Regions from separate parts of the Mus musculus genome. Here regions 2 and 3 are each linked to region 1. Evidence: chromatin loops called from intact Hi-C (ENCODE). Cell type or tissue: gastrocnemius. All regions are shown on one strand.

What was found. Hi-C counts contacts between places; a loop is a spot of excess contacts. Peaks named below come from ENCODE experiments on the same cell type or tissue, not always from the same donor. Only the 100,000 strongest peaks of a DNase experiment are listed, where the experiment ranks them.
Region 2: a loop joins it to region 1, with 6 times the contacts of the local background. A loop is called at or near these places in 11 of 42 quality-filtered maps.
Region 3: it touches region 1 in a loop (2.6-fold over the local background); 5 of 42 quality-filtered maps call a loop at or near these places.

Annotation. Positions count from the first base shown.
Region 1 is chr4:45,854,789-45,857,288 of GRCm38, reverse strand. The region is part of intron 1 of Stra6l (STRA6-like); the gene reads right to left. Among named protein-coding and RNA genes, the nearest start is that of Stra6l, 7.1 kb to the right of the region's middle. In gastrocnemius, a CTCF peak has its summit at 1,318; a DNase peak (open chromatin) is centred at 1,315.
Region 2 is chr4:45,296,234-45,298,733 of GRCm38, reverse strand. It overlaps Trmt10b (tRNA methyltransferase 10B), which reads right to left and starts at 1,566. Exons shown (of 9, transcript NM_027266.4): 1 at 1,539-1,566. In gastrocnemius, no CTCF peak of the experiment used is centred here; a DNase peak (open chromatin) is centred at 1,556; H3K4me3 peaks cover 1,036 bases; H3K27ac peaks cover 565 bases.
Region 3 is chr4:45,106,846-45,109,345 of GRCm38, reverse strand. It overlaps Tomm5 (translocase of outer mitochondrial membrane 5), which reads left to right and starts at 1,233. Exons shown (of 2, transcript NM_001099675.1): 1 at 1,233-1,433. The coding sequence starts at 1,313. In gastrocnemius, a CTCF peak has its summit at 1,132 (motif pointing left); DNase peaks (open chromatin) are centred at 642 and 1,192; H3K4me3 peaks cover 1,943 bases; H3K27ac peaks cover 1,831 bases.

The DNA.
Region 1 (2,500 bases):
GTGACCCCTGTTCGCTCAGAGGTCTCAGTGGAGAGCAGAAACACTCACATCTATCCCCTGGAACTCTTTAAACTCCTAGCAGCCTGTGCTTGTGTCTCATCACAGATCTGAAATGTCCAGAAAAGGTAAGACAGGATTTGGCTCTTAAGAATGTAAGAGTGGGCTAGGCAGTGGTGGTACACACCTTTAATCCCAGCACTTGGGAGGCAGAGGCAGGCAGATTTCTGAGTTCGAGGCCAGCCTGGTCTAGAGAGTGAGTTCCAGGACAGCCAGGGCTACACAGAGAAACCCTGTCTCAAAGAAACCAAAAAAAAAAAAAAAAAAAAGAGTGGACTGGAGAGATGGCTCAGCAGTTAAGAACACTGACTTCTCTTCCAGAGTTCCTGAGTTCAATTCACAGCAGCCACATAGTGGCTCACAACCATCTGTAATGGGATCTGATGCCTTCTTCTGGTGTGTCTAAAGACAGCTATAGTGCACTCACATACATAAAATGAAATAAATTTTAAAACAAAACAACAAAACATCAGTCTTTCCATCCCATACAAAACCTTACATGTAGGAAAGAAAGGAAGGAAGGAAGGAAAGAAGGAAGGAAGGAAGGAAGATAGGAAGAAAGAAAGAAAGAAAGAAAGAAAGAAAGAAAGAAAGAAAGAAAGAAAGGGAAGGGAAGAAGCCATACTTGAAAGCAAAAGGGAATTGTCAGAGAGCTGAGACAAGATCAAAGAGAAAAGATCAGCAGGACCGTAGAGTAGACAACAGGACCTCATGGAACAAGCTTCACACCCACTCAGGGAGCAAGAGCAGGGCCATTGAGATATTCAGCTGGGAAAGGGGCTTGCCACCAAGCCTAACAACCTGAGTTCAAACCCCAGGGTCCATATGGTGAAAGAAGAGAAGGAACTCCTGCAAGTCGTCCTCTGACTTCCACATGGTCACAATAACGTGTACGCGCGCACGCGTGTGCGCACGCGCACACACACACTCCCAGCCCTTACCATCTATTTGCCTCTCCAGGAGTATGATGCATGGGTCACAGAGAGAAGGGCAATGGCCAGACCAGATGTAGCACTTGGGGTCAGCCACTGAAGGGCCCCAGCTGGCAGAACGCTCTCCTCCTCCTCTCCCCACTGAAAACCAGCCCTTGGCATCAGTTACAGCCAGGCTCACGGCACAGGGTCATGGAATTCTCCACATGAGCACCCATTTAAAACACAGGACACTGAAGGAAAAACTGCCCCGAGAAAGCCAGGAACCTCAATGAACCTCGCTCCCAAGGGTGTGGAGGGAACACCGGTCCTCTCATGAGTGAACGCTAGGGGGCGAGCTCTCCAAGGAAAAAAAATCAGAGGAAGAGGACTGCCAAGGGATTGGCAGAACACACTGCTATCCCTCAGCTCTGGGGATTTGAATATGTAAATATTTATTTTAAATATATAAATACCAAATGCTTTCGCGTGTAATATTTCATTTAATAATGTAGTCAATGCATATGTATAAACACAAGAACTGAAAATTATTTTCCATTACAAACACGCTCAGGTAATAAAATTTTTCACTATAAAAATTCTCAGGTAATAAAAAGGAACCCATGAAGAAGGGTTTAAAAGCAACAGGAATAGAAGAATGTGCCATCGTGCTCCATCGCCAGGTAAGTACCTTGAAATTGGTTGTCTGAACTTTATAGAATAGGATGTCTGAGCCGGCAATAACTTAAGCCCCAAACAAAATCCAAACGGAGGACAGAGAGAAATAAAACTGTGTGGCTGTGTCTCCCGCGGTGTGGGAATGTAGACTCTTGTCTCCTCCCTCTGCAGTTTAGGAGTAGAAATGAACTCCTAGCTGAGCGTGGTCACGATCCAGTGGCAGAACACCAGCAGGGGATGGCTGAACACAAGCCACCACAGTAAAAAGCTACATGAAAGAAAAAAAAAAAATCACTTGAACAATGACCAGGAAGAGAAAGAAAATGAAGTCAATATAAAAAGAGAGGCTACAGGACTAGTGAGTGGCATCTAAAGATTGGTAACTAAGCTGCTATTGGAAAAAAAGAGGGATTTCAAAAATACTTAGAATTCAAAATTGGCAAGTGACCTGGTGTGTGTGTGTGTGTGTGTGTGTGTGTGTGTGTGTGTGTGTGTGTGTGTGTATGTATGTATGTATGTATGTATTTAATGTAGATTGGTGCTTTGCCTGCCTGTATGTGTGCCTGCCTGATGCCAGCAGAGGCCAGAGGAGGGTCAGGTCCCCAGAACTGAAGTTGAAGGATGGTTACAAGCCACCATGTGGGGTGCTGGGAATTGAACCTGGGTCCTCTGAAAGAACAGTGAGTGCTTTTAACTGCTGAGCCATCTCTCCTCTTGAGCCTCTCGGGCTTTCATGTCTTAGAAGAAGTCCTAAGTGGGCCACAGGTATGTTCATCAGTGTGGAGCCTCCCTGGGGAACCCAAAGGTCGGGGAGTAACTGAGCTGGTGAGGATGCAAAGAGACGGTAATGCTTG
Region 2 (2,500 bases), 560 kb after region 1:
TATAGTGAACCTCACACAGTAAAGAGCATCCTAGGACCAGGGAAGTAACTCAGGAGAGCGTGTGCCTACCATGCATAAAGCCCTTGTCTCAAACCCATAACATAAACCAGCTGTGACAGCTTAGGTACTACTAGCACAACGAAAAAAGAAACAGGAGGGTCAGAAGTTCACGGCTCAAGTTCAAGTTCATCCTTGGCTACATAAAGACTTTGAGGTTAGTCTAAACTACCTGGGACCCTGTCTCAAAATAAATCTGTGAAATATATATATTCACAAGTATGTAGCAGCAGATATATAAGAGCATCTAAATGTTTGAGAATTACACCACTCTTCTGGCCAGAGTCAGCAGCATTTTCTATTTCACTCACCGTAATCCAAAATCTACACACTATCTGCACAGATCACTAAGGGCTCTCTCCCTTCTGTCAACTTTCTTTTTTCTAGAGGATTCTATTTATTTATTTATATTTATTTGTTTGTTTGTTTATTTATAGACAGGGTTTCACTATGTAGCCCTAGCTGGCCTTGAACTTGCTATATACTGGTTGGAGACCAGGCAGGCCTCCAACTCACAAATCTGCCCTGTCTCTGCCTCCCACATTCATCCATCCAACCATTCATCCATCCATTCATTCATTCATTCGTTTGTTTGTTTTTTGAGACAAGGTTTCTCTGTACCCTGGTTATCCTGGAACTCCCTCTGGAGACCAGGGTGGCCTAGAACTCACGGAGATCTGCCCGCCTCTGCCTCCCGAATTAAAGGCTTGCACCACCACACCAGAGCCATTTTATTTTTAAAAATTATGTATGTGGCTATGTGTGCATCAGTTCAGTACAGGTGTCTGGAGCTTAAGTTACAGGCAGTCATGAGTCGCCCAGACATGGGTGCTGAGAACTAAACTCCCATCCTCAGCAAGAGCCATCTTTCCTGGTAGCCCCTCCTCCATCATTTTCTTTTACGCTCTGTGGTATACCTATTCCCCAAACATACTAAATATCCCGATGTCTGCATAAACTGTGACCTACCTATTTCCCAAACATACTAAATATCCCAATGTCTACATAAACTGTTAATCTCTGCCCACATGCTCTTCCCTTAGTCTCACACGTCCTCAGATCAGGCATATTTTCACTATCCAACACCACCTACTTATTTTTTGTCTGATTTTTTCACACCGTTCCAATAAAATTAAATGTTCCGTTTACTCAGACTCTCAATAAATACTTGGAGTTAACACCGCCGTCTCCGCCTTAGACCTTTTCTAGCCCAAGTCCCACCTGATGAGCACAAACGCCGTCGCTAAGTGTCCAATCATCCTGTTTGCATAGGTCTCTCATTTTCTCATTCTGAGCCCAACCACCTTCAGCACCAGAACACCTGCTTAGATCCCAGGCTGCAGGGAACGCGGGTCACACTGACTCGCGTGCTGCGACCGAGGAAAGGCAAGACCCAGACTCCCCAGGGCTGTGGGGTGCCTAGGCGTCTCGGTGGGACCCCGCAGTCTCTAGCCAACCCTCAGAACCAGATCTTGGCTTACCTAACACACCTTGCTCAGAAGAGAACACAGTTGGTCCCGCCCCAAAGCCACTTCCGGTTCCTGATCAGCTTTGAGTGGCATTCTGGGAGTTGTAGTTTTCAGTCTAACAACGCACTAGATGATACCAGTAGATTGGCTGGGCTTCTATACTCTGGGTTATCTGTCTGTTAGTTGACGATGGCAATTCCAAGTCCTCGTAAACCTTACATAGCTCAAACAGGTGACTAGTGGCTTTCTGGCGACTTTAAACCAAGCTCTAAACCACCTACTTTGTCTTTTTGGTCAGTATGGGGCCCTTAAGATTCCCTGGGTTTCCCTTCAACCAGCAGGGACTATGAGCTAGCACAGCCCTTTCCTGAGCACACAGTGGTCCTTCTGCCGCCAGGCTGTCCAAGTTCAAAGCGCAGACAAGACTTAGCAGGCAAAGAGTCTAGTGGCTAGTTACATACCTTGAACATCTCCCTTCACATATCAACTCAGAAATAGGCTCAGATGCGTGAAGCGACTAGTCCAAGTCTTGTCTTTACTTTTCTTTTTTTAAGATTTATTTTTGTTCATATGTATGGGTGTTTTGCCTGCATACACATGTGCATTTCATGCATGCTTGGTACTTGGGAAAACCAGAAGAGGGTATTGGAATCCCACTCCCCCGCACCTCTCCAACCTGCCGCCCCCATCGGAACTGAAGTTACAGAGAGTTATGAGCAGTCATGTGGGGGCTGGGAACCAAACCTAGGTTCTCTGCAAGAGCAACTGTAGTGGCTATTCCTGGTTGTCAACTTGACAATATTTGGAATGAACTACAATCCGGAATTGGAAGGCTCACCAGTGACCCTTATCTGGAGGCTTGGAGATCCTTATCTGGGTCTTGGTTTGAAGATCTTGAGCCATAGTGGCTATGGATTCCAGAAGATTGAATCTCCGAGTTTAAGGAACACACCTTTAATCTGGGCTACGCCTTT
Region 3 (2,500 bases), 750 kb after region 1:
TTACCTCCAAAAAATGAGTGTACAGAAAAAAAATGTGGGAAATGTTAGAATTTCAGTGTCTGGGACACTAGCAGTCTGAGCTCACTAGCTGAGGGTGATAACCTTGACCTCTGTTTTTTGTTTGTGTTTGTTTATCTTGGGATTGTTTGTTTGTTTCAGATTGTCCTTGTAATTACTTTGTAACCCAGGCTGCCCCTAACCTTGCAGTAATTCTTTTGCCTCTGTCTTCTGAGGGCTGAAATTACAGGTGTGAGACACTGTTTCCACCTTGACCTTGAACTCATTCGTTTGTTTGTCTGGAGACAGGATTTTTCTGTGTCACCCTGGCTGTCCTGGAACTCACTCTGTAGACCTGGCTGGCCTTGAACTCAAAGATCTGCCTGCCTGTGTCTCCCAAGTGCTTGAGCCAGCACTGCCCTGACCTTCAACTCTTGACCCCTTTTTTCCAGCAGCCCAGTGCTGGGAACACAGGTGTGTGCAGCACTGTGCTGGCTAGTTTTTGTCAACTTGACACCTAGGAAGCGAAAACCTCAATTGAGGAATTGCCTCCACCAGATTGTCCTATTGGTGAATTTGAGGGTCATTGTGTGACTACTAGTTGATGGAGGAAGGCTTAGCCCACTGTGGGCAATGCCACCCGGCAGGTGGTCCTAACCAATAAAAGTAAGTTAGCTGGTTGAGGCCAGCTAGCCAGTAAAGACAACGTCTCCGCTTGGTTTCAGTTCCCTCCTCTAGGTTCCAGCTTGAACTCCAGTGCTGGCCTCCCTGGATAACGTTAACAGGTTAGGTGAAACACTTTCCTTCCTAAGTTATTTTGGTGGTGTTTATCACAACAGCAACACTATCCAGGGCTTCATGCATCCTAAGAAAACGATTTGGCAAACGAACTTCATTCCCAACTAAGTTGTTTTAAATTTCAAACCTAGGAAGGACAGACTAAAATGTGCATTTCACGAAGTACTGTCTTAGATTCTTCATAAATGTTATTATTATTTATAATGATATTTTTGCACACACCTCCCTACTTTACAGCATAAAACAACTTTACAGGTGGCACTCTCCCGGCTAGGGACCAAAACACAGTCCAGATCCACCCAAGGCTCAGAGACTTAAGGCGGCGGCCGCCCCCTTCAGGTCTCTTTGCTTCAGACACAAGAAGACAGGATGAAATTTTCCCCTCACAGGTTCCCGTCACAGGACAGAAACAAGGGGTGGGACAGGAAGTGGAGCCTGGCTAAGTTCCGGGTGCAGGGCGGCCACTGGAGGAGAGCAAGCTGCTGCTCTCGCAAGCTTTGGAGGCAGAGCCGCCGCAATGTTCCGGATCGAGGGTCTCGCGCCCAAGTTGGACCCGGAGGAGATGAAGCGGAAGATGCGTGAGGATGTGGTCTCCTCCATTCGGAACTTCCTCATCTACGTGGCCCTGCTGCGAGTCAGTGAGTGTCCTTCTGGGCTGTGACCGTGAGGCCACGCGTCCACACCCAACCCTGCACGCGGTCGTGGGGCCTTGAGCTGAGCATCCTGGGGAGAGTGGGGTGCTTGCACGTCCAGGACTGCCCAACTGCGCACACTCTGGGGGTCTGCGGGTCCTGGGGATGTGCCCAGTGCACGTGGTGGCGGAGGACGCGTGGTTAAGTCACCTTTGCTCGCCCAACGTTTGTGCTTAAGAAGCTCCCACGTGTTATCCTCGGAGCAATACCCTCGTTTTGCAAACCTAGAAACGGTCCCCGGAAGGTGGCTGACCCAAGGTCATTTGGCCGTTCAGAGAACGAATACAATTCCGGCTGAGCTCTTAATAAGGTAGCAGGCGCTTTCTCTCTCTGCTTGCCTTTGAAGTACAAGAGATTAGCTTTCTTTATGTTTGTTTGTACAGAGGGTGAAGTAAATAATTGGTTTTTCTTGGAGAATCTCTGAAGCGTTTGATCTCAACATTAACAAAAGTTGCTTGATCTGTGCCACCTCACCCCAAGTGAGAGCTTGAGTTCATAGGACACATACTCAAGGTTAAAGCCATACTGTCAATTTAAAAGTCAGGGGCTGGCTAGGTGGCTCACTGAGTTGCCTGAGCCGGATCCACACGTGGTGGCAGGAGAGAACCAGTTTCCAGAAGTTGTACTCTGACCTCCACACCTGTACCACTTCTTCCTATTGTCCAGTGCTTGCTTGCCTGTGGGAGTCTTCTGGGCAGGGAGAGGCAGGAGCGATTCAAATAATTGAAGAACATACCAACATTTTTAGAAGACTGGAGTTAAGGCCTCCCTCATTTGGGTGCCTCTTTTGCTGTACTCTCTGTATTGCTGGCTCCTCCAGGACAGGACATCTTGGGGGAAATGGAAGCACCCAAAACATCCTGCTTACCCTTTAAACTTTAGCTTTCCCATCCTTCTCTTATAGGCAAGAGCTCTCAAGGAAATGTTAGCTTAGTGCACTGATTTATTCTATTTAATGATTTTTATTTAGAACCGGGCATGGTAGCACACACTTTTAATCCCAGCACTCAGAA